Linked DNA regions of Homo sapiens: regions 2, 3, 4, 5 and 6 are each linked to region 1. The links are chromatin contacts, found by Hi-C or POLR2A ChIA-PET in ENCODE. All regions are on one chromosome and are shown on one strand. Each heading gives the region's core, a stretch centred on a gene start or an enhancer-like site at or near the end of the contact. The rest is flanking DNA. Distances are from core to core; before and after follow the strand shown. Region 1 holds the start of ATRN (attractin). Region 2 holds the start of MRPS26 (mitochondrial ribosomal protein S26). Region 3 holds the start of PANK2 (pantothenate kinase 2). Region 4 holds the start of AP5S1 (adaptor related protein complex 5 subunit sigma 1). Region 5 holds the start of SPEF1 (sperm flagellar 1). Region 6 holds the start of FASTKD5 (FAST kinase domains 5).

The links. Hi-C counts contacts between places; a loop is a spot of excess contacts on that map. ChIA-PET counts read pairs that join two places held with the same protein, here RNA polymerase II (POLR2A). Pooled maps may share reads with other maps.
Region 2: a map of B cell shows a loop between it and region 1 (5-fold over the local background). The contact joins the promoter of MRPS26 here to the promoter of ATRN in region 1. A Hi-C loop is called at or near these places in 1 of 168 maps with a recorded cell type or tissue (B cell), 1 of 37 single-sample maps with no recorded cell type and 11 of 50 pooled maps.
Region 3: a loop to region 1 is called in a map with no recorded cell type, with 8 times the contacts of the local background. The contact joins the promoter of PANK2 here to the promoter of ATRN in region 1. A Hi-C loop is called at or near these places in 1 of 37 single-sample maps with no recorded cell type and 7 of 50 pooled maps. POLR2A ChIA-PET finds 5 or more read pairs at or near these places in 3 of 52 experiments (GM10248, K562 and PC-3).
Region 4: a loop to region 1 is called in a pooled map, with 16 times the contacts of the local background. The contact joins the promoter of AP5S1 here to the promoter of ATRN in region 1. A Hi-C loop is called at or near these places in 2 of 37 single-sample maps with no recorded cell type and 8 of 50 pooled maps. POLR2A ChIA-PET finds 5 or more read pairs at or near these places in 1 of 52 experiments (activated B cell).
Region 5: a map of heart left ventricle shows a loop between it and region 1 (5-fold over the local background). The contact joins the promoter of SPEF1 here to the promoter of ATRN in region 1. A Hi-C loop is called at or near these places in 2 of 168 maps with a recorded cell type or tissue (CD8-positive, alpha-beta T cell and heart left ventricle) and 4 of 50 pooled maps.
Region 6: a pooled map shows a loop between it and region 1 (7-fold over the local background). The contact joins the promoter of FASTKD5 here to the promoter of ATRN in region 1. A Hi-C loop is called at or near these places in 2 of 37 single-sample maps with no recorded cell type and 10 of 50 pooled maps. POLR2A ChIA-PET finds 5 or more read pairs at or near these places in 1 of 52 experiments (MCF 10A).

The regions. Positions count from the first base shown.
Region 1 is chr20:3,468,463-3,473,338 of GRCh38, reverse strand. ATRN (attractin) reads right to left here and starts at 2,321. Exons shown (of 29, transcript NM_139321.3): 1 at 1,822-2,321. The coding sequence starts at 2,231. RefSeq lists a silencer at 1,935-2,494 and an enhancer at 2,595-2,734.
Region 2 is chr20:3,043,667-3,048,542 of GRCh38, reverse strand. It overlaps MRPS26 (mitochondrial ribosomal protein S26), which reads right to left and starts at 2,491. Exons shown (of 4, transcript NM_030811.4): 1 at 2,263-2,491; 2 at 2,024-2,170; 3 at 1,806-1,929; 4 at 293-808. The coding sequence starts at 2,474. The coding sequence ends at 674. GNRH2 (gonadotropin releasing hormone 2) reads right to left here. Exons shown (of 4, transcript NM_178331.2): 2 at 3,975-4,135; 3 at 3,707-3,843; 4 at 2,796-2,857. The coding sequence starts at 4,128. The coding sequence ends at 2,807. RefSeq lists enhancers at 1,550-1,609, 2,950-3,009 and a silencer at 1,980-2,849.
Region 3 is chr20:3,887,028-3,891,903 of GRCh38, reverse strand. It overlaps PANK2 (pantothenate kinase 2), which reads right to left and starts at 2,517. Exons shown (of 7, transcript NM_001386393.1): 1 at 2,176-2,517. The coding sequence starts at 2,473. It overlaps PANK2-AS1 (PANK2 antisense RNA 1), which reads left to right and starts at 2,731. Exons shown (of 2, transcript XR_001754478.3): 1 at 2,731-3,165; 2 at 3,355-4,876. RefSeq lists silencers at 2,133-2,632, 2,823-2,882 and an enhancer at 2,891-3,442.
Region 4 is chr20:3,818,521-3,823,396 of GRCh38, reverse strand. It overlaps AP5S1 (adaptor related protein complex 5 subunit sigma 1), which reads right to left and starts at 2,850. Exons shown (of 3, transcript NM_018347.3): 1 at 2,639-2,850; 2 at 1,104-1,295. The coding sequence starts at 1,279. RefSeq lists enhancers at 2,467-2,806, 2,347-3,050 and a silencer at 3,047-3,326.
Region 5 is chr20:3,778,613-3,783,488 of GRCh38, reverse strand. SPEF1 (sperm flagellar 1) reads left to right here and starts at 2,041. Exons shown (of 7, transcript NM_015417.5): 1 at 2,041-2,310; 2 at 3,714-3,825; 3 at 4,137-4,293; 4 at 4,499-4,538; 5 at 4,683-4,743. The coding sequence starts at 2,202. RefSeq lists enhancers at 1,742-1,891, 1,853-2,147, 4,406-4,876.
Region 6 is chr20:3,157,442-3,162,317 of GRCh38, reverse strand. FASTKD5 (FAST kinase domains 5) reads left to right here and starts at 2,453. Exons shown (of 2, transcript NM_021826.5): 1 at 2,453-2,552. It overlaps UBOX5 (U-box domain containing 5), which reads left to right and starts at 2,453. Exons shown (of 5, transcript NM_014948.4): 1 at 2,453-2,552.

The DNA.
Region 1 (4,876 bases), core at 1,072-3,571:
ATCTCACCCCTCAGACTTCACATCGCTTCCTCAGTGACTTACCTTACCCCTAGACTAAGTCAAGTCCTCTGTTTGTCTCCTGCTCTTTACCTCCACAGCCTTAAACAAAATTACAATAAAATTTTTGTTGGATTTTTTTACTCCCAAGCTGAAATGTGAGCTCCGTAAGAGCAGGACTGTGCCTGTCTTGTATACCACTGTATCTCACAACCTAAAACATAGGAGCCCTCAACAAATACATGTAGGTTAATGGAATTCATAAATCAGAACACCCTAAGTTACAAAAGCAGCTTCACTGCATCAGTGGTCCTGAAGTAACTTGGTTTCTCCATCCATAAAACTAAAGAGCTCATCTGCTCAACGTTCTCTGAGTTCCTCAGAAGACCTAATATTACCTAAGTCTACAATTTTGCTATTCCAAACTCCTCTCTCACAACTCTCTTCCACATAGGCAGCAGCAAAACTTTACTTTCCAGCCTCCACAACTTTGTTTGCACCCTTCTTTCCATCTGTAATTTTTTTCCAGCTCCACATTTCCAAATCCTACTTAACCTTACATGCTCAAATCCAATGTTACCGCCTCCTCAAAGTCCTCCTTGCATCCCTCCAGCTAGCCACAACCTCTCCATCCCTGAATTCCCACAAGTTCCCTGTTGCCTCATTCAGGTCTCAGATCAAATGTCATTTCAAATGAGAACCCTCTCCAAGAGTCACCACCGGTTATAATTCTCTATCAGACCACGCTGTTTTTATTTTCTTGATAGCATTTACCATTACCTGAAATTACCATGTTTATTTCTCTCATTTATTTACTTGTTAAGTGCCTGTTGCTCCCACTAGAATGTTAAGGTCAATGAGAGCAGAGGCCCTGTCTGTCTTGTTCACATTTCCCCACTCCCCCACATCAGACATGTGTTCAGTAAGCTAAATACCTGTCAAAGGCGTGAATGACTCTGTAACCCTTATGACTAGGGTTATGTGCGCACATTATCTTTCTCTTGCTATATTCCAAACTCCCTGTGGACAAGGCCAAAGTCTGGCTAATCTGTCTGTATTATCTGGAAAATCATTGCACAACTGAAGCAAATAACGATAACTGCTAATTAATTTATTGATTTCTCCAAGAGGAACTGCCCCAAACTAAGCCAATTCAGAACTTCATATTGTCCAGAAACCAAGGCAAATAGGAATCTCCTTCCATTCCCTCTTCACCACAGACCCTATTCCAATTTGCCACCTCCAGGGAGCTTTTGCCAAAAGGCTAGTTTCCTCACTTTCCTTTAGAAGGACCACTGGTCCTTCTATCCCTAATATCTTACAATGCTACCCTTTCCCTTTTATCTCCAGCCAACAAAGCATTTCCAGGGCCCTGTTTCTTCAGAGCACCCCACATCTCCAGTGCATCGGGGAACTCATCGGGTCCTAGGGCACATGTGGATGTTAAAAGGAAGTGTTCAAGCAAACCTGGCTCGACCACCTTTCCTTGGATACCTCGTTTAGCTGAAACACGCCGAGTTTTAGAGCGATCGGCTTTGATGCTCTTTGGGTCCCTCAGCATTCTTCCCATCTAACTAACCTAAGCACCCAAATACCGTCGGGGTGCCCCCACCCTTGCCCCACACCTTTTCACCTTCCAACAGAGAAAGACCCCAGGCCAGAGACGATGATCTCCCCGGAAGCAAATGGCCCTCAAACCCCATAGGGCGGCCCTACCCTCTCCACTTTCTGTCCAGCATCTCCCTCTGACCTGGAGCCGTCTCGAACGCCCCTCAGCCCCAGCCTCTGGTTGGACCCGACCCTCCGACACCACCCGCCACTCACCTGAAGCGGCCCCCGCAGTGCTGGCATTGCTCGCCCACCCAGCCGGCGGGGCAGACGCACTGGCCGGTGCCAGGGTTGCAGCGACCGCCGTTGACACAGGGCCGGTCACATTCCTTGGCCTCGGCTGCGGCTGAGCCCGACACCGCCGCCGCCGCCGCCGCGGCCTCGGCCTCACAGGGCAGCAGCAGCAGCAGCAGCGGCGGCGAGAGCAACAACAGCAGCAGCAGCAGCCGTGGCCGCAGCGGTGGAGACAGCAGCCGCGGGAGGCGCAGCCCGGCCCCCAGCCCCGGCCTCCCAGCCCTGGTCACGTCCCAGTCCCAGTGCGGCCCGCCGCTCCTGCCCGCGAGCGCTGCCGTCGCCGCCGTCCTCCTCCTCAGCCTTGCCTCAGTTGCCGCCGCTGCAGCCACCATCTTCCCGGGGCTGAGACGGCGCCCCGCGAACACATACACACACACCGCACGGCCGGCTCCGCTTCGCCTGGCCGTGCGGGGCGGGGCTGTGCGGACGGTGGCTCGTGCGGTCCAAAGGGGCCACAGCGGGGCGGTGGGCGGGGCCGGCGCGCGCGTGCGCGAGTACGTGGGTGCGTGCGTGCGGGGGCGCAGACAGTGGTCTCCGGCGTCCGCGGCGCCGGAGGCGATCTTCTGACGTGGACCGTAGAACGAGCTGAAACCCGGCTGCGCTGTCCCGGCCGGCGAAAGCTCTAGTTTTCCCCCTTCGCCTTTCGTCCCCGGCGGCGGGGTTGCAGCCCCACTGGATGCCTAGGAGCCGACTGCGTTGAGTGTTGCCCTCCTAGAGACCCGGCACTCTGCCCTAACTCCAGCTGCCGGACGGAAAGGGTACAGGAGGCTGCATCGCAGCGAGGTGCTGGGTGCGGTACTGTAGAAGCCAGGCTTCATTCGAGCCTCTGTAACACAAGAGTCAAGAAAGAACACATGTAGAACCTGGCATAGGCCGGGCGCGGAGGCTTACGCCTGTAATCCCAGCACTTTGGGAAACTGAGGCAGGCGGATCACTTGATCTCTGGGATCCGAGACCAGCCTGGCCAACAGGGTGAGACACTGTCTCTACTAAAAATACAAAAATTAGCCGAGCATGGTGGTGCGCGCCTGTATCCCCAGCTACTCCAGAGGCTGAGGCAGGAGGATCGCTTGAGTCTGGAGAGGTCAAGGCTGCAGTGAGCCGCAGTCGCAGCACTGCACTCCAGCCTGGGCAACACAAGACCCTGTGTCAAAAAATGAAGAACCTGGCATGTAGGCTGTGCTCAGTAAATGCCTAATAAACTGAATGAAGACACACAGCCAGGCCTCTTGATAACAGATGGACTGTAGCTGACCAGACCCCCTACCTTTAATTCTGTAAAAGTTTGGAGTTACCTTGCTCCCCACAATTTGCCCTCCAACCATCTTCTCTGAAGAGTGGGCAATATAGAATTAGGAAATGGCGCTCACACAGACCTGCCCCTTCTTGTCTGGTAGTTGTTACTCTGGTGTCCCTCAATGAGACATGTCTTCCATCAATGTAGCCTTTTATGGTCCTTGACCCTGGAATCTGGGCTGGGTCATGATTGAGACCATGAGAAACCATGACTCAATTTCACCAATAGAAGAAGTTGGTAGGAGTAGCAATGTCTTGTTTCTAGCTCTGAGCTTAAAAAAGACCTGGCAGCCTTGGCCGGGCACGGTGGCTCACGTCTGTAATCCCAGCACCTTGGGAGGCCGAGGCGGGCAGATCACGAGGTCAGAAGTTCGAGACCACCCTGATCGACGTGGTGAAACCCTGTCTCTACAAAAAATACAAAAATTAGCCGGGCGTGGTGGCACACACCTGTAATCCCAGCTACTCAGGAGAGTCGCTTGAATCCAGGAGGCAGAGGTTGCAGAGAGTCGTGATCGCGCCACTGCACTCCAGCCTGGGGGACAGAGCGAGACTCTGTCTCAAAAAAAAAAAAAGACCTGGCAGCCTTGATTTTGAGCTGTTGGTGGTCATGAGCTGCACCCCGTTAGCCACCTTGCTGGAGAGAAACCATGTGCAGAGACCACTTGGACTTGGAGAGGGAGAGCTGGGCCGCTCAGCTGGTGGAGCCATCCTAGCTAAGGGATCAGTCATTGAGTGAAGAAGCTATCTGGGTTGGGTTATTCCAACCGTCTGGGCTGTTCCATGTTACCTACAACAGTAACAGGTCTTTCCTAACTGTGACTTATCCAAAATCCTAAGAAATAACTCATTTATCATTTAACCCTTAAGTGATGAATTATTTATAATTTTTCATAAATTATGATTTATGTTATTTTAAGCCTCTAAGTTTTAGAGAGGTTTGTTACTCAGTAATAGATAAGCAGAACATTGTCCGACATAATGCTTGTGCTATGAGGAATATTCCTATGGCACCTACCTCAGAATCTGGGCACCTTACAGTCCCTGGGAAACAAAGAAAAACCCTCATAGACCTGTGGAGCCTCTCAGCTTTACCTCAGAGTATGGAATTTTAAGGTTCTAAGATGGATTTCCACACTCATACCCAGGTCCCACTCTCATACTCAGGTCCTGACTGTCCTCACTGCATCTTCTTCAAGCCTGGTGAAGCTGAATTGCACAAAAGCCTTACCCCCAGCTCTACATCCACACATACTCCCCATTCCTACAGGAAAACTATTGTTCGGCCTAGGCCCTAGCACTGACATTCTGGTTTGCAGGTTATGTTTTTGCCATGTAGGATTTTGAAATTGAAGACATGGCCCTACCCTCTGGCAGGACCCCATCAGATGGGGAGGCTGGCATAGGCCATGCCCTAGCTGTAGGAGACATTGCTCCCCCTAATCTTCCAGGCCAGAAGTGAACCAGCCCTTTCCTTCCCTTCCCTCCCCACAGCAAGACTGAACCCACACTGTGAAGTTTCACATGATTTTACCAACATTCAGGGATAACAGAAAAGGTGTGCATCTGAAGAACAGCAATCCCTAGACTAGATATTGCTACTCTGAAGCCTTAGAATCTTGCTGCAGCAAACATTCTTTCTTACTTCCTTAATCTACTCTCTTCTCTGGTTCTTTTTCCT
Region 2 (4,876 bases), core at 1,242-3,741, 420 kb after region 1:
CTTTGTGGAACCCAGAAAAAAATGGGGTCTCCTCTTTGCCTTCTGGGTCTTGGATACACCAGACTCTGGCCAGCAAAGCACAGTATAGAGCAGAGGCAGGCGCCTGGCCAATGGTTAGCTTGTGGCTCAGGTCCTGGGTGACACAGGCTAGAGTCCTAAAGCTCCAGATGAGAGATCACTACACTTTTCCTGTAAAAAGTTAAAGATTTTAGTCTTTGGGATTCATATGGTCTCTGTTGCAACTACTCACCTTTGCCACTGTAGTAAAAAGAAGTCAATGAGTGGGTGTGGCTGTGTTCCAACAAAACTTTATTTACAAAAACAGGAAGCAGGCACGTTTGGCCCTCAGACTGTAATCTTCCCATCACTACTCTTAATGATACTCAGATGACCTGGCTGCCTGAGGGGGCTGTGGCCCTGTCTGATTCTCTGTGAGATGGAAACCACTCTAGGGTCTCCTGGTGCGCTGAGGCTGTACACACCGGCAGAACAGGGCACTGCGTTTGGAAGTTTCTGACCAAGTGGTGACAGCAGAGGGCAAAACGTGAAGGCTGTGCTGGATAAGGCTGAACCTTCCTCATAAGCAACACCAACTGCTTTATTCCAGGTCAGGGCCAACTCTTCCGCCATGATACATACATGGTCCCTGGCGGGCACTGTCCTTACTGGGCCCCTAGGAGTCCCTGCGTTGTGGCCTGACCACCAGCCCCTCTCTGGTGATGGCCCAGTTGTAGTTCTTCCGGGAGTCCAATGCTGCTTCCACCCGTGCCTCCAGGTTCTCTCGGGTGATGAAGTTTTTCACCTCTTCCTATCGGGAGAGAAAAGCCCAGCTGAACAGGAGCCTTGGGCACATGCCAGCCAGCCCACCCAGCCTGCTGGCCTCTCACCCCACTGAGAAAGCAGCTCCTGCTCTCCCTGGGGAAGCATGCCTGGAACCCAGGTCCTATTTGAGAGCCCCTCTGGCCTCCCAGTGGAGTGATATCAGGTTGCTTTTCCACGTTCCTCTTTTCTCAGACACTTCAGCCATAGCCCCGAGTGCCAGCTATGAAAATCTCACGTCCTGGTAGGTGAAATCCGTCCCTCAGTGGTCCCCTCTGAATCACTCTAACTCATCCTTCCCCCCATTACTTTATTTATTTATTTATTTATTTATTTTGAGACGGAGTCTCACTGTCGCCCAGGATGGAGTGCAGTGGCGCCATCTCGGCTCACTGCAACCTCTGCCTCCTGGGTTCAAGCGATTCTCATGCCTCAGCCTCCCGAGTAGCTGCGATTACTGGCGCACACCACGCCCGGCTAATTTTTGTATTTTTAGGAGAGACGGGGCTTGGCCAGGCTGGACTCGAACTCCCGACCTCAAGTGATACGCCCGCTTCGGCCTCCCATAGTACTGGGATTACAGGCGTGAACCACCGCTCCCAGCCACCCTTCTATACTTTAAATCAAGCCTCATCCATTCTCACTGCATTACTCCTAAGTGGTCTCCCTGCTTTTAAGTCGCACACCTGCTAATCCTAGCCTGAAATACTTAACCCTTCATGGCTTCATCACCTGTTATGCAAAATACAACCTCTTTGTGGAACGCAGGGTCCCTCCCACAGACCTGCTAGGTACCTGAACACTGTCCAATTACTCCGCTCACCTCCGGGTCTTTGCGCCTGACTGGCACTCTCCTCTCCAAATCCGGACCTGCCAACTGTAAGTCTCTGCACATAGCCAGCGCCCGCGTCGCGGTGCCCAGAATTCCCAGTGCCCCGCAAGCCGCGTCCCCGGCTGGAGTCCCACCCTCCGGAGACGTTGCCCACCTGCAGCTGCAGCACTTCCCGCTCCTTGCGCTGCGCCCAGGCCTGCACCTCTTCGGCCTTGCGGGCCTGCTCCAACGCCTGCCGCTGCTCCTGCTCCCGCTCCTCCTGCCGCAGCCTCGCTATCCTGTGAGGGTCAAAGGGCCGAGGCTGAGCGGGGCCCGGGCTTCTCCCAGGCCGGCCAGGCCGCGCCGCCCCGCCCCGCCTCCCGCCCCACGCACCGCAGCTCGTGCAGCCGCCGGTTCTCCGCCTGGTTCCAGGCCATCAGCTCGCGGTGCTCGGCGGCGTCCTTCAGGGCCTTGCGCTCCGCCAGAACCCCGGCTCGGGCCTCGTGCACCTTCCTCTGCACCTCGGACACGAACTCCATCCTGGGTGCAGACGCGCCAGGAATCAGCACCCTCTCCGCCCACTCCCACCGTCACCAGCGCGCGCGGGCGGCCACCTCCCCCCGGCCGCACACCTGAGGGCGCGCACGGTCTGGCGGTAGTGCTGGTAACGCTCCATCAGCACGAAGAACTCCGCAGGGTCCACCGCGGGCGGCATGTTCACTCGCTCGATCTTGGATTTGGCCAGCGGGTCGTGGCGGGTCTTGCGGCCGCGCGCTGGCAGCACCAGAGGGGCCCGGGGCCTGCACGGGGTCCCCGCGCCCAGGCGGCTCAGCGCGCGTAGCATGGCCGAGTCTCCTCACTGCGGCCGCGGTGCCGGGACGCCACCGTGCCCCGGAAGCGGCGCGGGGAACCTTGGGACCTGTAGTCCTCGGGCTGTCCCTCACGCCCCGCCCGGCCGTGTGGCCTCTGGAACCGAAGCGGCGACCCTGCGGACGTCCGCATCCCGCCCCCAGGCTCTGGCCCGGCCTTCCCGCCAGGGCCCGGGGCCATCCCTTAGTTACTCCCGCCCGCGGGGCCGGACCCGCGTCCCTCCAGCCCCCACGCAGGGAAGGGTCTCAGCGGGGAAGACAGGGAGGGGACGAAGGACAGAACTCGACGCAACAGCTTCGGAGAACCTCACACTTTATTGGAGGATGGCGGGGCGGGGCGGGGCTCTCGGGCTGCGGTCTGCGGAGGGAGAGGTGGCGGTCATGTCTCAGGACACTGGTCTCGTAACCGCCGAGCTGCCATCTTCCTGGTTCTCTCCCCTCTCGTCCCCCCCAGTCCCCATGTGGCCTCCCACAGCAGGACGCCCCCCGCCTCCCGTAGAAGCCTGAGGATCCAGCTAGTGTGGGGATCTCCAGCTCCCTTGGGCATGCCCTCTTGTCCACCCTAAACAAGCCTGACGCATAGAAACCTCAGCACATACACACAAATCAGGCGGTAAGACATTGCCTCATAGGAACTAACCACTTTCTTCTTTAGTTACCGGGCTCTCCTGATGCACTGTAAATGTTTGATTTGCAAAACAGTAGCAAACCATTTCCCCACGCCTGTCTTCTGCTATGGTCTTGGGGAGCTCTGCAGTCCCTGAGATGTTCCTAGTGCACATGTCAGTCACCACCTGGTCCTCTTGGCCCTGTTGTCTGTTTGAGTGAGGTTGCATCCCTCACCTCTTTCCACTGGCCTGGGGTCTGTCCACCTCAAGACAGTCATTGGCTTGTCAGGATGCCTGTGGGATCCCATGGCCACCACTGTCTTATAGAACAATTATCTCCTTCTAGTCTACTAGTGACTTTGGTCTTTAACCCAAGTGCTTTGTAAATTGTCTAGAATCCTCCTGGGAAATAGGAAGGATAGCAGACAGCACCCTGCTGTGTGCAGTAGGGGCACTGAGAAATGGCTGGGGGTGCTGTGGCAGGGGGCATCTCAGTGGTGTTTCATTCTCCCCACCCTCCCAGCACCCAACCCTAAGCCACAATGGCCTCTGATGACCAGTGGCTGGTCTTGATGCTGGGGACCTCTCACCCTACTCACCAGCAGTGTCCGTGCCAGGTGTCGCTTCCTGTGAAGGGACCACTGGGCCGTGGTCCTGCCCTCCCAGGGCATGCTGTCGTCCAGGGGAGCCAGGGCATCACTTGGGAGGCCATGGGCAGTCTGGACTGGGCTGCCTGCTGCAGTGTCCAGGGCCCTTCCTTAGAAGGGAACTGATGCTGTCCTCCCTACCCCGACCTCAGGCTCCAGGAGGGTGGGGGAGCCCCCGGCCATCACTTTCTTCCTCCCCATGAGGCTGGGAGACACCCACCTGGGGGCCTAAGGGCATTCTGGGGATCCTGGGCTGAGCTGAGGGCTCGCTTTCCTCCAGGGTACCAGCCATGGGACCAGTGCTGAGCCTCTGAGGGTCCAAGGTGGGCAGTCAGCAGCAGCAGGAGCAGGAGGCCTCGCCTGGAGCTGGCCATGGCTGCTCTAATGGACAGGGTACAGCATTCAAGGAGACTTACCTCACCCCCACATCCCCCTACTTCCTCCAGGGCCACTTTGGAAAACTGGCATCTCAGGGGCAGCTTTGGTATCTCCTTATGCCCTTCCCTCTCTGCCACCGCTCCTCATCCCAAGCATACAGGGGTCCAGATCCTGGGGGATCCTGGCCCAGCAGGGGATGATGCTCCAGGGGACGAGCCTTCTCCCTGAGCCTGGGGCACAGAGGCTACCTGCCTTGCCAGCTCTGAGGGCCCTCCCACTTGTCCAGGTCCATCCATCTTTCCTTCAAGGAGTTTCCAGAAGTGGAAGAAAGTTGGAGGGGAACAGAGACCTGAATTCAGGCCAATGGATGGGAGGATAGATGGATGGTCAGGGGAGTTCTCAATGTAGGCGTGTTTGGAGCACCAGTGCTAGGGAACCAGAGTTGCAGGCCTTCTGCCCTTTTCTCCGTGGCCTGCTGTATCTCTTCCATAGTAGTTGGGGATGTGGAATGGATGAGTGGTATTGATGGGGGCAAGTGCTTCTACCCCTTATCCCTCCCATGCCAGGGGCAACAAGCACAAGAATAGATGGTAGAGCTGTTGGGGAGAGGAGAGGAAAAGGGGACTTCTCTGGCATGGTTCAGGGGTGGAGGCACCTGGGAATGGGGAAGAGGAGCAGCACACCATACGCCCAGGATGAAACTTGGTCCAGGTGTCCTAGCCCTTAGGGAAGGCTCCCCACTCA
Region 3 (4,876 bases), core at 1,268-3,767, 420 kb before region 1:
ATCACGACAAACATCAAACATCAAAACAAAATATAAATCCTATAGCATGAATATGTGTCTACTTAGTTCCCTAAAATAAGTTTCAAAACTACCTTAATATAATTCTCCCCACCCAGTGTAAACCGGTTTTTCTGAGTGTGGTCTTTGAGTCACCTGTATTTGAATATGAGGAGCTTAACTGGGCCCACTGAATCTGCACTTTTACCAGGTCATTCTCATGCTCAATATTTGGAAGTACTTCCACAGTATCTAAAAATTTTCGCCTCAAGTAAGTCAGTCTTGAACACAAAAGATCAAACTTATGCTTGGTCTTAGAGCAATGAAGAAATAACTAACAGAACGTAAATAATTCAGAAAAACACAGTGGTCCACCGCAAAAGCTATGAAGCTAGCAATTCTGAGTTTACATTTCTATTTCACAACGCACTAGCCATTTGACCGGGCAAACGTGTCCCAGTTTTCTCATCTGTAAAATGGAATACTACCACCTACCTCAGAGCCACGAGGCTAATGAGTTACCAAAGCTCTTAGTAGACGACTGCCAGGTCGGGCACAATGGCTCCCGTCTATATCCCAGCACTTTGGGAGGCCGAAGTGGGAAGATCGCTTGAGACCAGGAGGAATTCAAGACCAGCCTGGGCAACATAAGAGATCCCATCTCTATTTAAAAAAATAAAAATTGAAAAATTAGCCTGGCATAGTGGCACGTGCCTTTAGTCCCAGCAATGCAGGAGGTTGAAGCAGGAGGATGGCTTGAGCCCAGGAGGTTAAGGCCACAATGAGCCATGATCATGCCACTGCACTTCAGCCTGGGCAACAGAACAAGACGCTGTCTCAAAGTAAAAAACAAAAAACAAACCAAAAAAACCCTTGTGGCTAATGGCTATACTCTTATTTGCTGAATCTTTGGAATTTACATCCATTTCCAACGATGTAATACAAAACCATGAAGGATCTCATATTTTGCATTGCTTCAAACTCAGGTGCTTCTCAAATAAAACAAAACTAGGTGACTGACTCTGAAAATGGCACAGGTTAAGAATCTGTTTTCCAAATCTGTTGCAAGAAGATGGAAAAAGACAAAAGAACTGAAAACTCCCAAACTTTTCACAGCAAAATAGAACTACATTTAATCATCCATATCAGAGAAGATTCAAAAAAGCAGTTGGGTGACTGGGCTAAGGTAGAAGACTATTCAATAAAAATCTCACATCTTGCCATTTTCCCTCCCTCTCACAATCTGCATTTAAACAAGTCAATTTCCTGAAATAGGAATCTGGCAACACCCACCAAAAAGTCCAACCATATGTAAAATGGCATCACACTGTAAAGCTCATATTACAGTATCAGGACAATTGATACTTTCAACAGCAGCAATGGCTGCCAGGCAGCGGTCCTGAATTGAAGACTTGTAAAGGGGAGAAAATACACAACACAGAAAAAGAAACCTAATAAAATGGGGAAACGGATTCTCTGGGAGGAGCGTATGCAACTCCCAAGGCAAAATTCAGAAAGATGTTGTTTCCCCTCAAAACAAAGAGCCTTAATGCCCAGAATGCCACAGTTCTGAATCGTGAGTACCTGCAAATAGACAGAAGGAAAACGGAGGGGATATGTGGGTGAGAGATGACCTGGATTCTCACGAGAAGAAGGGCAGCCACCTTAGAGGTGCACGGAATACAGTTTCAGGCCTGGTGCAACTCAAGGGGCAGTTCACCATTTTCCAGTAAGCCCGAAATTGACGAATAAAAGGGACTTAAAGTATTAGAGAGCAGCTCTTTGGAAACCCACGGAAAACAAACATTGGGGATTCAAAGGATTTGGGAGGAAAGGAGGTGGAAATGAGTCAAAAGAAGCCTTCTCGAGGATAAAATCATGTGACCCTCAGGAAGAGAATGCCCAAGGAGCTAAGAAAAGGGAGGACAGGTCCTGGGGAAAAGCCCTCCACTCCAACAAGCGGGAAGTGCATACCAATGGGTGCGGGGGGGCCCCCGAAGGTACCGCTTTCGGAGCACCCGAGGCCTCCAGCCGGATGTCAGGCCACGCACCAACGAGGGACCACCGTGCGGGGACAGTGTCCGCGCGCGGGAAAAACGGCGGCGGGGCCGGAAGGGGACAGGGTGGGCCGGAAGGGGGGGCAGGGCGGGCCGGGAGGGCGCCCCACGGAACACTTACGCGGCCGCTTTTTCCTCAGGCTTTCGACGCGCTGGCGGGAGACCGAGGTGGGGCCGCTGTAAGAGCCCAGTCGATCCCGCCTCGTGCCCTCAGCCGAGGCCCCGACCGCGGGCACCGACGCGCTGCTCGCCCGGCGCCGCAGTGGCTCCTGCCGCCGCCCTTCGGGGTCCCCGGCCGCCTGCTCCCCAGCCGACGAGACGGAGGTGGCGGAAGCCCTGCCGTGGCGCTCCATGGGCGCGCCGAGCCGGCCCCCTCCCATCCGCAGCAGCAGTCGCTGCCGCCCGAGCAAGCCCCCCAGCGTCGGATTCCTTCTCGCCTCCTCCGCGGCAGTCCAGCCAGAGCAGAGGCGCGCCCTCGGCCGGCCGCCTCTTCCGTTGCGCCAACGCGCAGGAAGCCAATCCGACGAGGCTGGGGACGGCCCAAAGGCCTCGCGTCCAGTCGGCTCCCTAACTCGAGGAGGATTGACCGTGCCTCCGTCCAATGAGAGGCTATCGTGACGGGGCGGGGAGAGGGTGGTGGAGGAGGGGATCCGGGTTCCGCGGAGGAAGAGAAGGCGGTGTAGCCCAGAAGAGAGTGATGGCGGCGCCGCCCAATGGACGCGTGGGTGGAAGGGCCCGAGCCTCCTCATCCACCCCCTCCTTCCGCCCCCCACTTGTGCATGCCTCTGCCCCCCCGGGCCGCGGAACTCTCCTGGGGCGACCCCGAGTCCCACCCCGCTGCTCCGTGCCGTCCTCGCAGCTCGAGCCCTCCTCCAGCCCAGCAGTGCTCCCGCAGCGTCTGGCCGCTGGTCGTCGGCAGACGAAAGGGCTTGAACCGCGGCTGACCTTAGCCTTTGTCCCTCGGCCTAGTTCCGCAGCTGCCGTCGAGGCCGCCAGCCCCTCCCCCAGCATGTTTGGGCTAAGCCGCCTCCTTTCCGCCTGCGTTGGAGAGAGAGGTACCAGAAGGAATGAAAGGACTGGGGCTTGTCTCCATGGCAACTGAAAGAAAGAGGTGGGTTATAAATCCTTCGCCACCCTCCTGTGGCGAAGGAGGGGAAGTGGGAGCCGGGAAGTAGAGTTGGCCTTTTGCAGGAGAGTCTGGAGCCCCTTTCTGGGTGATGCATTGGGGGCCATAGAAGGATTTGGCTGCCGCTTTGGAGCATGGATTTTTTTTTTAATCATCTTCCTTTCTCTTTTGGAGAGAAAAATTGGTCACCTCCAGGACTGAGACCCTGACCCTTCCAAGCATCCCCACTACCAAAGGCTGCCCAAGCCCGGAAGGATCCCATCCCGTTCTGTACTCTGAGGTCACTTCCTCACTCCGTCAAATTTCACTGGACTGTGGGCTAATTAAAAGTGCCTCCGTATTAGCGGGGCGTGGTGGCCCATGCCTATAATCCCAGCTACTTGGGAAGCTGAGGCAGGAAAATTGCTTGAACCCGGGTGGCGGAGGCTGCAGTGACCCAACATTGTGCAACAAGAGCGAAACTCCGTCTCAAAAAAAATAAAAAATAAAAAAGAGTGCCTCCCTGGGGAGACTGTAATGCCCACTGGGCAGTGATCCTAATGCCCCTTGGGCAGTGATCCTTATTCCCCTCTCCCATAATGATTGGTTGTAGCAGGCTGAACAAAAAGGTTGAGCTTCGCTTGTGCTTGCTGAATAGAATTCTCACGCCCACTCCACGTTAGCTCCCCTCACTGTAGGACTAGCTCTGAAAATTCTAGCTCCTGTAGGAAGCCAACACAGACGGATCTACAAGAACCAAAAACAGCTATAGCTACTCTTCTAAATCTCAGTGCCTGACATTGCCTCTCTTTCTGCCTCCTCTCTCCACCCCCCAAAAAATGTGGTCCTCCTTGACCTGAGGGAGCTTCCGTCCAAGTCTGAGCTCTGATCATCCTGAAGAATCAAAGTATCATCATCCCTTGGCTGGCAAGATGAACTCCAACATCAAAACACTTGAAACAGTAGTATTTTTACACAATTTGCCCACTGCCTCTACATCTCACTTAGTCCTTGCAGTAACATTTGGATGATGAGGTAACTTATCCAGAAGCACAAAGCCTAAAGAATGACAGAGCTTGGACTCCTGAGAAGTTCAGCTACTGCCCGCCTTATGATAACCAAAAGAAAGCGGCCGGGCGCAGTGGCTCAACTCCTGTAATCCCAGCACTTTGGGAGGCCGAGGCGTGCGAATCACAAGGTCAGGAGTCCGAGACCAGCCTGGCCAACACAGGGAAACCCCGTCTCTACTAAAAAAAACAAACACAAAAATTAGTTGGGCGTGGTGGTGGGCACCTGTAATCCCAGCTACTTGGGAGGCTGAGGCAGGAGAGTCACTTGAATCCGGTAGGCGGAGGTTGCAGTGAGCCGAGATCGTGCCACTGCACTCCAGCCTGGGAGACAGTGAGACTCCGTCTCTAAAAAAAAATGAATAAATAAATAAGAAGGCACACCACAAGTTCGAGACCACTTCTACAAAAAATAAAAAATAAAAAAAATTAGGCCAGGCACAGTGGCTCATGCCTGTAATCCAAGCACTTTGGGAGGCTGAGGCGGGCGGATCACTGGAGGTCAGGAGTTTCAGACCAGCCTGGCCCAACATGGTGAAACCCTGTCTCTACTAAAAATACAAAACTTAGCTGGGCGTAGTGGTGCGTGCCTGTAATCCCACTTACTCCAGAAGCTGAGGCAGAAGAACTGCTTGAACCTGGGATGCAGA
Region 4 (4,876 bases), core at 1,601-4,100, 350 kb before region 1:
GGCGCCTGTAGTCCCAGCTACTCGGGAGGCTGAGGCAGGAGAATGGCATGAACCCAGGAGGCGGAGGTTGCAGTGAGCCAAGATTGCGCCACTGCACTCCAGCCTGGGCGACAGAGCAAGACTCCATCTCAAAAAAAGGAAAGGGATGAGGCAGAAAATAAACGCCATCACCCAACGTGGGCAGTCCAATCTCCACCCTATCCTGCAACCCTCTCCAAATATGAAAGAAAGACCTTCCATTGGACCAACAAGGCTTCTTAGAAGCTCCCTTTGATCTTTCCTGAATCACCTTCCAGTCTGAGCCACGCACAGGCTGGTTTTAAAGGCATGTATTTGGTTTTCTGAGCTACAGGGAGGGGAAGGAGAATAAGAAGAACAAGGGAAAGGCAGGAGTTGGCAGAAGGTTGCCCCAGAGTGGTGCTACCCCACCCAGAATGCGGAGGTCCAGGAGGCTCCAGCACCTACCAGTTCTGGCTGGGTCTGAGAGGGGAAGAGCCAAGGCTAGCCACCCTAGTCTGGAACAGTATATTCCAAACTGTGATCTGGATCCCTGGCTTTCTGGAGTCCTCATGTACCACATCCTCTCTCTTCGTTAGAAATTCATAAAGTCTACAGGCACACTAAAGGCCCTGTTAAGTACTGCACTGAAAAGCATGTTTAATCTGTACTGTCTGCCTGCCTACTCTCAAATCTTAGTTCTGCTACTTTCTAGCTATGTAACCTTGGACAGGTTAAATTCCTCAAACACTCTATACCTCAGTTTACTCATCTATAAGGTGGAGATAATAACTATACCTACCTCAAAAGACTATTATGAGGATTAAATGAGTTAATATATATAAGATGTTCAGAATATAAATGCTTAGCACTTACAGGCTGAACAAATGCTAATTATACTAATAATGATAACAGAATTATTATTTATTTAACCCTTTTCACGTAACACTTATGAAAAGCTGTGGAAGACTCTCTGGGAAATGCTACTCTAAAACTTCCTCTCTGCTTCTTAGTCCTCCTATTTCTCTGCGTCCCCACTCCCCGAAAATACCTATTACAATCAGGTACGTGTTCAATGAAGGCCTGGGGCTGGGCTGTGTGGTTACCTGGCCACAGCTAAAATCTGTTCCTTCCGGAGAAGCCTGTCCCTCTCGGCACCATGCGGCCGTGGGTCATCAGGTGACTTCTCAGCACCGAAGACGCAGGAGTACAGCACTCGGCAAAGGCCCGTGTCCTCAGTATTCGGGGCCCTCAAGGTGTGAATGAGGAAGGCGTGGACCATGGCTCCAGGGTGGGTGCTACAGGGAAGCCAGAGACATTGGTAAGGTGAGAGTGAACCCCAGCAGGAGAGGCGACCACAGGAAGGGGCTGACCTGGCAGTGTCTGGGAGTGTATCCAGAGGCCAGTGAGGCTGAACACTTTGAATAACAGCATCTGAACAACATCACATAACAGAATCCAGTGATAAAAAATCTCAGACATACATAAGCAGAATAGGCATAAACTAAAAAAAAAAAAAAAGAAAAAAGAAAAACAAACAAACAAACAAAAAAAATCTCAGACCACCCTAAACCTAGTTCTACAAAACAACAGGTATCTTCAAAAGCGTCAAGGTCATGCGGTCATGGAAAACCTGAGGAGCTGCTCCAGACCGAAGGAGACTGAAGAGACCAGATAGCTGAATGCGACGTGTACTCCTGGATCGGGTCCTGGACCAAGAAAAGGGTAATTTGGGCCAGGTGTGGTGACTCACGCCTGTAATCCCAGCACCTTGGGAGGTCTAGGTGGGCGGATCACTTGAGGTCAGGAGTTCCAGACCAGCCTGCCAACATGGTGAAACCTCATCTCTACTAAAAATAAATTAGCCGGGCATGGTGGCGCATGGTTGTAACCCCAGCTACTTGAGAGGCTGAAGCCACAGAATCGCTTGAACCCGGGAGGGGAGGCTGCAGTGAGCCGAGATCGCACCACTGCACTTCAGCCTGGGCGACAGAGGGAAACTCTTGTCTCAAAAAAAAAGAAAGAAAAACAAAAGGATAATTTCCATAAAGGGCATTATTAGGACACTAATAAAAACTTTAAAAACATTTCAATATGGACTATGGGTCAGAAAAAGTCTTGACCAATGTTACCCGATTTTGAATGCAGGAGCTCGTCCTTGTTTTTAGAAAATAAACACGGATGGGCCTCTAAATATAGAGGAAACAGGATTTCATATCTGCAACTAACTCACTTGGTCCAGGGAAGAAAAAAGGCAGAGAGAAAAACAGAGGAAATAATAAGGTAAATGGGGCAAATGAGGTTACAACTTGTGAATCTCATCCAAGTGCATACAGGAGTTACCTGAAACTGTTTCAAAATAGAAACTAAATAATAGTAATGGTTATCTGGCTGGCTCAGTGGCCGGCCCGGGGGTTGAAAGGCGGCGGGTACACAGTCAGTGGGTATCTGTAGCTAAGGCTAAACAGACCGTCAGTTTAAACTGGTAAAATAGCAGGTTCGCAAAGGCACTTCGAGAACCGGAGCCCAGCACCCAATTGCTGACCTCCGCAACCCTCCAGCCGCCAGCAGAGCGCGTCATCACTCCGCGCCGCCGCGTCCCGCCTCTACTAGAGAAATGGTAGCGGTCAAGACAGCTTACGTCACTGCCTCCGTAACCTTGAGGCGCAAGGCACTTCGGGGGTTGTAGTTTCTTACTCCGGTCAGCCAGGCCTAAATGGGGCACCCCGCCCTGAATGTGTTGCCCCTGCAGCTCCGGTCCGCTGTCGTCGAGGCGTCGCCTCAGCCTTCCGTCCGGGCCCGCGGACTGCCACCAAGCGCTCCCCTCCGTGGCAGGAGAGCAATGGCGGCTGCGCGGCCCGTGGGCGCCTGCGCACGTCGGTCGCGGGCGCGCGCGCCAGCTGACGCCGTCGGGTTGGGCGGAGCGCTCATGTCCAGCGCGGTGCTGCAGCAGCCAGGTGCTGGCGGCATATCCCGATGCTTGGACCCTCGGCGTGGGCTGGCCTTGCAGTCAAAACCCTCCGGCCCCGAGCTGCCGGCAGGGACCATGCTGGTCACTCTCGCTGCGGGCTCGAAGCGTCCCCCGCTCGTTGCCCTAGATCAGCGGAGCCCCAGGCTGCCGACCCCGGCGGCCGCGAGGGGGCGCCGCGGCTCGGAGCGCGGAGTCTGCGGAAAAGGCCGGGGCCTAGTTGTCCCCGGAGGGCGGGGCGCGTCGCCTGCGGCCTTAGGAGGCTCCGGGACGGGCGGCGGGTGGACCTAGGCCGGGCCGCGCAGCTACGGGCTGCGGCTGAGTTCTTATCTAGCCAACATGCGTGAGAATCACTGGGGCACCAGTTCAAATGTACATTCCTGGGCTGTACCCCCGGAAATTATGACTTTGGAGGGAAATATGTGTATTTAGGCACATGGGTATTTTGCGCGGATTTTAAATACAAATATGTGTATTTTGCGCAGATTCTGAATTTGTGGGTTCCTGCAGCGGTTTAATGCTGTCACTCGGTTCGGCGCAGAACGATTCGAACGCTGCTTCTGGACTCTCAGTGTGTGTCCCTGGCAGATCTGTCAATTTCATTGGGCCCCAGTAAAACCTTGTAGAGTGTCGCCCAGGGCGAACGCTTAGTAGGGCTGACCAGCAAGCCCCCTTCTTGACTGGAGGCCATCAAAACAACAGGGAAGAGGTTTATACCTTAAACCTGAAAGGGGCACTCTGGCGCTAACCCCTATAGAGCCTTACGTAAAAGCCCCAACTTGGAGGCTTGGCCCATTGGTGTTTGGGGGCCCCACAAGGCCTGCCTGGGCCTCACTGCCTGACTTGCATGTGTTCCTCCAGCCACCACCACCACTACCACCCCCACCGCGACCATGAAGCTGCACCTCCTTTACCTCTTGGCATGTGAATGGCTTCAGCCTTGTCCCCCAAATGTGCCTCGGAGCCTCCCCCACTGACTGTTCCCCCAGCCTAGAATTCCCTTTCCCGGCTTTTTTTTTTTTTTTTTTTTTTTTTGCAGCCTCGCTGCCCGCTCCCATCAGCAATGCTCCTACCTCAGCCCCCCAAGTAGCTGGGACTATAGGCAGGCAACACATCCAGCTACTTTAAATTTTTTTGTAGAGTTAGCGTCTCACTGTATTGCCCAGGCTGGTCTTGAACTCTGGGCTCAAGTGATCCTCCCGCTTCTCCCCCACAAATTGCTAGGATTACAGGCGTGAGTCTCCACGCCTGGCCTTTCCTGTCCTTTTAATTGACCTTGTAGATATATACTCAGACAAAATGGGAGGAAGCCTTCCTGCTCAGGCTGCCCGTTGGCATTCAGCTGCGGCCTTTGCACCCCTGTGAATCAGGTCTCACCAATAGTGCTGATGGCTTCCATCTCCACTCCCCAGGGCCATGCACAACACAGGACTGGAGCCGGCTTGAACACGCTCTTTGGTGACAAGAAAGGAGAACAGGGTAGGGTGGCCCAGGCAGGGATCCTAGAGCCAGCACCCCCTGAGAAAGTGCACTCTGGGCCCCTTAAGCCATAGGACCCAGGATAGGTTAGGAGGTGACTGAAGGGAAGCTGCAGGTGGCCAGGGCCTGGCCAAAGCATGTGACAACACGTAAATGTGTGTGCAGGTGTTGCGGCAAGCCCAGAGACTGTGGGGCCTCAGCTACGAGGCTGGGGAGTGATGTTGGCACAGCTCCTGGTCCCCAGTCCCTATTGCTCTCAGCCAGGGCTGGTGTCTGCCAGCTGATTACAGCAGAGAGCTAGCAAGGAGAGGGCTCTGGTTGCTGGGGGCCACCTGGCATCTGGAACACAGTTTCCCAGCCTCTGTCCACTCCTCAGGCAGTGAGTCAACACCAAGTTTCTGACCACTAGAGGGCTGGCCTCATGTGAGGTGT
Region 5 (4,876 bases), core at 792-3,291, 310 kb before region 1:
GGAGCCCTTTAGGCCTTTCAGTGATTGGCATATCCAAGCCTGGTGGCCACCTCTAGGCACAGTGGCAGGAGGAAGGTGAAATTGCTAGGAACAGGTTGCACCCCCAAGAGGCAGAGGATGGTTGGTAACTCCCTGTGCAGTGCCTTCCAGGGGGCCCCCAGTACAAAGGTGAGGTCAGGTCCCTTTGCTGATCCTACCCTTTTTCCTTTCAGAGCCAGCCCCTCCCTCCCTACCCCTCCTCACTGAGGCCCTCAGGCCCCAGCAGTTCCAACCAAGGGAGGGCCTGGGCTTGAGCATGGCTGGCAGCTCTGGGCCCCAAACCGGTTTTCCCACCTCACCTGAGGCTGGCACATCACTTCTGTGTTTCCTTCCCATCCCCGGCCCACCTTTACCACCAAGTTTCTCCTCTCCAACACTGGGAATGTTAATGGGGGAGTATCCAGTTCATCTCTTGTCCCTGGCCTGCCCTGGTTATGGCCCCTTATGGAAAATCAAGACCACTATATATGACTTTAAAACAAGAAATGGGGGTGACTTCCACTCTTGGCCTCTACTTCTGGCATTCAGGAATCCCCTCCAGGCCTTGAGGGCTTTGAAGTGACAACAAAAAGTAGTTGGGATCCCCCTTGCCACCACCTTCCCTCCCGAAATCCGAGCCCTGGAGTTGGAGACCAGAAGGCCACAAGGAAGCCCCACCTGCTCTCGAGTGAGCAGGAGGAGCATTGCCTGCTTGCCCAGGTGCTCCTGTTTAACCCAGCTACCTCACCGCAGGTTCCAACAAGACGAATTACTTCCATTTGTCTCCTGCGAAAAAGAACAGTTCTTGCTGGAACTGAGACTGTCTCATTAATGATAGTACCAGCTGATACTAATAGGGCCCCTGCTCTGTGCTAAATGCTTTAGATGCTCACAAAGCCCCTATAAGGTAGGTAAAGCCATGAGAAACCAGGCAGCGGTCCGGTCAGGTGCCCAAGGCCATGCCGTTAGTCAAACTCTCTTCTCATCCTGACTCTAGAAGTACCTCTTCACTAAGGAGGGACCCATATTCCTAACCCCCTTATGGGTACTGCAATGAATTTGTTTCTTTCTTTTCTTTTCTTTCTTTTTTTTTTTTTTTTGAGATGGAGTCCCGCTCTGTCGCCTAGGCTGGAGTGCAATAGCATGATCTTGGCTCACCAACCTTTGACTCCCGGGTTCAAGCGATTCTCTTGCCTCAGCCTCCTCAGTGGCTGGGATTACAGGCATCCACCACCACACATGGCTAACTTTTTTTTGTATTTTCAGTAGAGACGGGGCGAAAGCCATGTTGGCCAGGCTGGTCTCGAACTCCTGACCTCAGGTGATCTGCCCGCCTCGGCCTCCCAAAGTGCTGGGATTACAGGCATGAGCCACTGTGCCCTGCCTGAAATGAATTTCTAATCCATGGAAGAATAGCTCATTGACGGGTGATGAGGGGTTTGGGACAAATAAGTGAGAACCATCGTCATTTCACAAAGGAGGAAATAGAGTTAAGAAGTTAAATGACCTGCCAAGGTACTGGCCTTGAACTCTGGTGTTCTCCCTGGGAGTCTGGGTTACCTATTAAATACCCCACTAGAACACTGCTGGGAAGGGCGAGTGGCAATGGCCCCATGAGCATAGAGTTTTTGGAGAGGGACGAAGCAGGAAGCAGTTGTATCACGCAATCCATTTGGGTGGCAGATTATCAACAACGCACCCCCAAATAAAGCTGACCAACACTGGAGTGCTCCCTTCACTTGGGACTAAAGGGCTGAAGGGCCAAGAAGGGGGATCCCCACCCTAGGGGTGCAGATGCAGGAATTCTGGGGTCCTGGTTGGCTTTGGCTGGTCCCAAAATGGATGAGTGGCTGGTCACTAGGTGGCGTGGGCACAGAAGTGATGCTTTCTTGGGAAGAAGACAAGGGCAGCTAACCGCCTTTTCAAAGCTCGGGCCTGAGAGGAGGTAGCGGGGAGGGGATAAAACTACAACTCCCAGAAGTCTTTGTACCCAGGAGAGTCGGGAATGGTTTCCATGGTTTCAGAAAACAATATGGCCGCTCCCAGCTGGGACGTGAGTCTCTGGATTAGGCAGGCAGAGGCAGTTATGGGCTTCTGCAGTGGCGAGAAAGGAAGCGCCTGAAGGGTCGTGAGGCTGGGGCGGGACCCGGCACCGCTGGGGCGGCCAGGCCGTGAGGACGCCAATGGCGAGCAGCGTGGACGAGGAGGCGCTGCACCAGCTGTACCTGTGGGTAGACAACATCCCTCTGTCCCGGCCCAAGCGAAACCTCTCCCGGGACTTTAGCGATGGAGGTGTGTGCCCTTGTGTGTCTGCATGTTCTGTCCTGTATGTTCGTGTGTAACGGGTCTCTGTGCAAACTCTTTGTGTTTGTGTGCTTGTGGGAGTGGGGAGGAATCTGCCTCCTGGGACTTCAAATTTTAGATGTGTGTGCTTGTTTTCTATTTGCATCTGTGTGTGAACGATGTGTGTCCATATATGTATGTCTACATGTTCTATCCTGTGTGCATGTTGGGGGGGGTGCCTCTAACTCCCTCCAGGGACATTAATGATTAAGATATGTGTCTGCATATGTATTTATGCATTTCTGTATGTGCTCACTCATTGCTATGTGTTCTATGTCTTCTGGGAGTCTGAGCATGTGTGTGTTCATATGTGTTGACATGTTTAGTCTTGTATTTGGGGGGGTCTTGTGTGCATGTGTTTCTTTGTGATTGTGAAGGTGTTTGTGTTTCTAGGAATGTCTCCTGGGATCTCAATGACAGAAATACTTATCTGTCATCTTTTCATGTCAAGTACTTCTATGCATCTCTGTATCTGTATATTTGGGGAGGCTGTGTGCATATGTGGCTTTTTGTGCTTCTGTCTATGTGTGTTCTACATGTGTGCCTATGTGTGTCTAGCATGTGTTTGTTCTATGTGTCTACACATTCTGCCCTATGTATCTATGTGTAGGGGGATCTTATCACATGTGTCTCTGCTTACGTGAGTCTTTTACTCTCCTGGAACTTTGGTGTTGGAGTGTGTGTGTGTGTGTGTGTGTGTGTGTGTGTGTGCATCATGCATCCATGTGAATTCCCTGGGCTCCTGAAAGCTTCTCTTGGAGACTCATTCTCTTTTTTTTTTTTTTTTTTTTTTGAGACAGAGTCTCACTCTTGTCGCCCAGGCTGGAGTGCAGTGGCATGATCTCAGCTCACTGCAACCTCCACCTCCTGAGTTCAAGCGATTCTTCTGCCTCAGCCACCCAAGTAGCTGGGTTTACATGCACCACCACACCTGGCTAACTTTTGTATTTTTAGTAGAGATGGGGTTTCACCATGTTGGCCAGGCTGGTCTCGAACTCCTGGCCTCAGGTGATCTACCCGCCTCAGCCTCCCAAAGTGTTGGGATTACAGGTGTGAGCCCCTGCACTGGCTGACTCATTCTCTACTGGAGGACCAGAGACTCAGTATTCCCATTCCTAAATTAGTGGGGAAGGGATGCAGCTCCTCTGAGGTATGCTGGAGACTTAGTCTCCTCTACCTATCACTAATCTTAATGTCTTTGTCTCCCTCCTTATCCTTCCCCTTTCCGCATCTCCACCCCTCCATTGGGTTCCACCACTCTGCCATGCCTGATTCTCCCACCCCCACCTTCTCTCACCTCCTCCTTCCTTACCCATGCCCCCACTTTCCATGTCTGCTCCCCTCTCCCTCAGTCCTTGTTGCAGAGGTCATCAAGTTTTACTTCCCCAAGATGGTGGAGATGCACAATTATGTCCCCGCCAACTCTCTCCAGCAGAAGCTCAGCAACTGGGGTCATCTGAACAGGTAGCAGAATACCTGTGCAGCCCCATCATCTCCTATGGTCTTGGTTGCCCAGGCTGAGACTGTTTTGGTGGCAGGGTGGGGAGGGTCAACGCAGACAGAATTCGTCCGATTACAAAATCAAGAGACTCTTCTATTAGGAAGGAGGCAAGGAACCTCGGAACACCCACACAAGGAAGCTCAGATGCGATGCGCTTTCACTCCCCCAGGGCTGTACACTCAGAACAGCAACCACCATGCCCCCTTCCCTCTCCCCCATCCCCTCGCTTCATTTCCCCAGGACCCAATCTGCTATCCCAATGTCTACCCCTCAGGAAGGTACTGAAGAGGCTGAACTTTTCAGTACCGGATGACGTGATGCGCAAGATCGCGCAGTGCGCCCCAGGCGTGGTGGAGCTGGTGCTCATCCCGCTGAGGCAGCGCCTGGAGGAGAGGCAGAGGCGCAGGAAGCAGGGCGCCGGCTCCTTACAGGTGCCACCCCGCTCCAGCTTCTCCCACTGCTCTGGGGGCTGGGTGGGGGGCGCTCCCCAGACCACAGAAAGGCCAGCCTGGGTGATAAGTGTGGGGGAGGGGTGCTTGGCTAATAGAGCCTGGCCTGGGGGCCCGTGGAAGGGACATGGGGCTCCTTGGGGATGACTGAGCCCGGGCTTACAGCGGACCCCCGGGGTTCTTTCAGGAGCTGGCTCCCCAGGATGGCAGTGGCTACATGGATGTGGGTAAGGTGGCCTTTTCCATTTCTCCCTCCCGGTTGGAGCTTTCCTTCTGTCCTTCTTCCTGTCACTTGTGAGAGTGGAAGTAGGGAGGGGGAAGCAGGAGAATGAGACTCCAGCACAGTCATTCCTCCACTTGCCTTGTCTCAGGTGTATCCCAGAAGGCCCGAGGTGAAGGTGTCCCGGACCCCCAGGGAGGGGGTCAGCTCAGGTAAAGAAGCTGGGAGTTCCAGACTTCACCAGGCTGGTGATCTCTGCACACAGCTGGGGTTGGGGGGCACGGTACGCTGAGCCTGAGACGGGAGGCAGGAAAGGGGCTAGAGGGGGAGAAGGGAAGGCCTGGT
Region 6 (4,876 bases), core at 1,204-3,703, 310 kb after region 1:
GACAGCTAGATGCAGCCTGCAGTCGCCTAAGCCACCTTACAGCAACTGGTAGATGTTTGCGGGCTGAATGGATAGAAGTGAAGACTGGGAACAGGTTTGCAATTAATGGCGAAGCCCCAAAGGCAAAAGGGACCCAAGCGTGCTGCACAGCAGAGAGCTTCCCTTTACAACAGTTCCTCTGTCATCCTCTCAAAGCACACAATCAAGAATGCACTCTGCTGTAAGTAATCAAAGGACCTCAAAGAGTGGTTTATTTTTCCCCAACCTGACAAGAAATCCGGAGGTGGTGTCATGGTTGTTGGATCCTCGGGGACCTAGATTTTCATCCTCCCACTGTTCCATCCTTGGCATGTTGTTCCCTCCTTACCACAAAGTGGCTGCCACAGCTCCATGAAGACATTGAGGCGGCCCTACTTTATCATGAAAAGTAAAAGCTTTCCCAGAGCCCTCCCAGGACCCTTCCCTTTAAGTCCTGTTGGCCAGAACTGAGCCACATGCTCCTCCCACTTCAAGGGAGAATGGGAATTTGAGTATTACAAAGAGAAACAGGATTGTCATGGCTGCCTAGGAACAAACATGGTTCATTCCTTGGGGGCAGGCTCTCTGCTTTCTCTGGGTTCTACTGGCAAGGACAGAGTCATAACAATGAATAGTGTTTGCCCTGGTCTGGCCTGAGGGAGAGAACCCTCCCTAAGCAGTGGTGTCTGTGGTCTGGGGCTCCAGATATTCAAACAGCGCTGTCTCCAGAGCTCAGGAGTTGGGATGTCAGGCTTGCCCCTCCTGGCAGGGACGTGTTCTTCCTACATTGATTTTGTCTTCCCTACAAGATAGGCCCTGGAGGGAGCATGATTTCTCAGCTCTCCTTCACACCCCTTAGAGCCAAGGCATTGACAAGATATGAAGACCCTGATCAGCAGATCTCAAGTGCCCTCAGGAATGGCAGCCTGGGGCCAGGACTTTCTGATAGGTAGAGGTTTAGTAGAGTCTCTTTCTTGTCTAGGTACCTATACTGACAGCTGTGTCAATATATGTACCCAGTAGGACCCAGCCCTCCTTCTTAGGGTGGTGGAGAATCACCCTGGCTCATGCTCCATAGCTCTGGCCTCGCTAAGCCCCAGCTCCACATCCATTTCTCTCAGCAGGCTCATCTATCCATCATGTCACTAGCTCTTTTCCTGAGAGCACTTTACAGATACATCTCTATTATAAATGCATTAAAAAAAAAAAAAGATGGAGTCTCACTGTTGCCCCGGCTGGAGTGCAGTGGTGCAATCTCGGCTCACTGCAACCTCTACCTCCTGCGTTCAAGTGATTCTCCTGCCTTAGCCTCCCAAGTAGCTGGGGTTACAGGTGCACGCCACCATGCCCCGCTAATTTTTTTTTGTATTTTTAGTAGAGACGAGGTTTCACCATGTTGGCCAGGCCGGTCTCCAACACCGGGGATTACAGGTGTGAGCCACCACACCCGACCAATGCATTGTTAAAATTAGACAGGTGTGGTGGTGCATGCCTGTGGTCTTAGCTACTCAGGAGGCTGAGGCAGGAGGATCACTTGAACCCAGGAGGTTGAGGCTGCAGTGAGCCATGATTGCACCATTGCACCCCAGCCTGGGCAATGGGGCAAGACTTTGTCTCAAAAAAAAAAAAAATGTATTGTTTTTCTCACTGTACAGGCTTAGAGAATTTATGTGGGCCGGGTGCGATGGCTCATACCTGTAATCCCAGTACTTTCGGAGGCTGAGGCGGCAGTATTGCATGAGCCCAGGAGTTCGAGACTAGCCTGGGCAACATAGGAAGACACTGCCATCCCCGTCTCTATGAAAATAATAATAATAATATAACAAGAATGAATTTATGTGACTTCTCCAAGGCCATAAAACCCTGAGTGGTGGTCCTCAGATTTGAACATGTGTCTAAGCTACTTACTTTTTTTTTTTTTTTTTTTTTTTTAGATGGAGTCTCGCTCTGTGTCCCAGAGCTGGAGTACAGGGGTGCCCAGACTGGAGTACAGTGGCGAGATATCGGCTCACTGCAACCTCCGCCTCCCGGGTTCAAGCGACTCTCCTGCTTCCGCTTCCTGAATAGCTGGATTATAGGCGTGCGCCACCACGCCCGGCTAATTTTTGTATTTTTAGTAGAGACGGGGGTTTCACCACGTTAGCCAGGCTGGTCTCGAACTCCTGAACTCAGGTGATCCGCCCGCCTTGGCCTCCCAAAGTACTGGGATTACAGGCGTGAGCCACCGCGCCGGGACTAAGCTGCTTAATGACTTCCAGAGCGATCCATCCAGGAAGGTGTTTTCCCTCTGCAGGTCCTAGACTCCCCCTGCCTCCTCAACAACGTCCTCCAGTGGAAAATGTCCTTGGGAAACGCTGACAGAGTCTTTTGAGCCTCGGCCGCATCCGTCACTCGCGCAGCAGGCGGAAGTAGCGGGCAGTTGGCCGGAAGTGGGGCTGTGAGGCTCGGAGTCGCCGGAGGAGCCAGTATCTGTGTCGCCGCCGCCCGCGGCGTCCCCGGTTTGGTGTTGCGGCGCCCACCTTCGGGAGGATCAGGTGAGTGGCGGCGGCCGGGGAGGAGGTCGCGGCGGCCTCTTTCCGCGTTCACGACCGTCCTGGGCCTTGGCCTGTGCCTCCTGTCCTCCCGGCCGGCCCAGAGCTGGAGCGCATCGAGGCCTTGTTCAGCTCTTGGCCTGGGTTGCCAGTGCCTCTCGCAGGCCTGGCTGTGGTGAGAACTTCAGTGACTCTCGCCGCTCCTGAGTTTGTGATCTTTGGCAGGGGGCTTATCTGACCCTTGATTTTTTTTCCTCTGTGAAATGGAGATCGTAACAGTACTTGTCTCACGGTGCTGTTAAGAGAATGTAGTCAGATATTCTGCCGCGCCTCTCATCACACTTTGATGTGCCTGCGAATCGCTTAGAGATTCTGATTCTGTAGGACTGGGGTGGGTTCTGAGATAACTGTGTTCCTAACTAGATTCCAGACGAGGCTGAAGCCTCTGGCACGCAGACCACACACTGAGTAGCAAGGCCCTACAGTATGTTGCTTAGCATTTGGGATGCGGAGTCTTCGGTAAACATCAGTATGATAGGATATATACCTTCCCCCCATTTTTAGCAGTTTCTCGTTGCACAAGCCTAAGGGTAGTATTGATGGCCTTCTCCCTTTTTCTTTCCGTGGGTAAGAATAGTTGCTCTTTCTCTTTCTGTGCAAACCGTGACACAGCTCTTCTGTCTTGACTCAGGGAACTTTGGGTCCCCTCATATCAGCTGTGTTCATCAGTCTTGGGTGATGCTTCACTGATCAGACCCTTGGACAGTGCTTCATCCTGTGGAGCTGATAGCCAGCTGCGTTAGCACCAACTGTGGCTGGCGTTTTGTGCTCCAGTCATTTGTTGCTGCTGGAATCTGAATTCACGTTTTCTACACTTTGTGAATAGTAAGAATGGCTGCCTTTCCAGAACTAGATTCTGTAGCTCACTGACCTGAATGGTCCTGGGCAAGTCCTTGGATAGTTTGCTACTACCTGGTAGACTAAAATAAAATCTGGGCCGGACACAGTGGCTCACGCCTGTAATCCCAGCACTTTGGGAGGTCAAGGCGGGCGGATCACGAGGTCAGGAGATCGAGACCATCTTGGCTAATATGGTGAAACCCCGTCTCTACTAAAAATACAAAAAAATAGCTGGGCGTGGTGGCGGGCGCCTGTAGTCCCAGCTACTCTGGAGGCTGAGGCAGGAGCGTGGCGTGAACCCCGGGAGGCGGAGTGTGCAGTGAGCCGAGATCGCGCCACTGCACTCCAGCCTGGGCGAGAGAGCGAGAGTCCGTCTCAAATAAATGAATAAATAAATAAATAAATAAGTAAATAAAATCTGAAGACTCTGTGCTGCATAACATAACTTAAAAAGTGAGGCCTTTGGCAGTTATGCAGGTCTAATGTTTATTAGTCAGTATGATTTTCTTCCCCATCCATTGGTTTATTTTTTTAGTCCCTAATAAGGCCTTGCCATTCATCATGTGAATAAGTCAACTTTGATATAAAATAATTCTAAGGTCAGGTGCGGTGGCTCATGCCTGTAATCCCAGCACTTTGGGAGGCCGAAGTGGAAGGATTACTTGAGCCCAGGAGTTCGAGACCAACCTGGGGGCAACATAGGGAAACTCTGTCTCTACGAAAAAAACAAAAAACAAAAAAAACACACAAAAAAACAAAATGTAGCCAGGCGTGGTGGTGGGCTTGTAGTCCAAGCTACTTAGGAGGCTGAGGTGGGAGGATCGTTTGAGATCCTTGAGCGATCCTCGCCCGGGAGGTTGCCGGGGTGAGAGGTGGGGGGCAGTGGTCGAGGATGCAGTGAGCGGAGATTGCACCACTGCCCTCCAGACTGAACAACAGAGCGAGACCCTGTCTGAAAAAAAAAACAAAAGAATTCTGAAACTCCTTCTTTATTTGTCTGAAGTATGTACTATACAGCCTCTATACAGCCTTGCAAATTGTAAAAGCAGATAAAACCAAGTGTTTATTGAGCTAACAGTTATAGGTACTTGGACCATTTATTTGGGAATTTTCTCTTATGACGACTGTGTGCATGCAGCTACTTCTCTTTACCTGCCTGGATTTTGTAATTCCTCTAGAAGCCCCATTTAGATGGGCTGAGAGGACATGAGTGCCTACTGCCTGTTGTTATATGGAGAGGTTTTCTAAAGACAGGGTTTTATGAAACCCTTTAAAAGCAGTAGCTCTAACAGAATCATCTACAGGGCTTAGTCATACTATATCTACCCACATCCTTCTTGCCATTCTGATAGAGGAATAGCAGAGTCTTAAAAGAGAAGCGGAAGGGCTGTGTAGCTGAAAAAGTTTCACAAATGTTTGTGATGTGC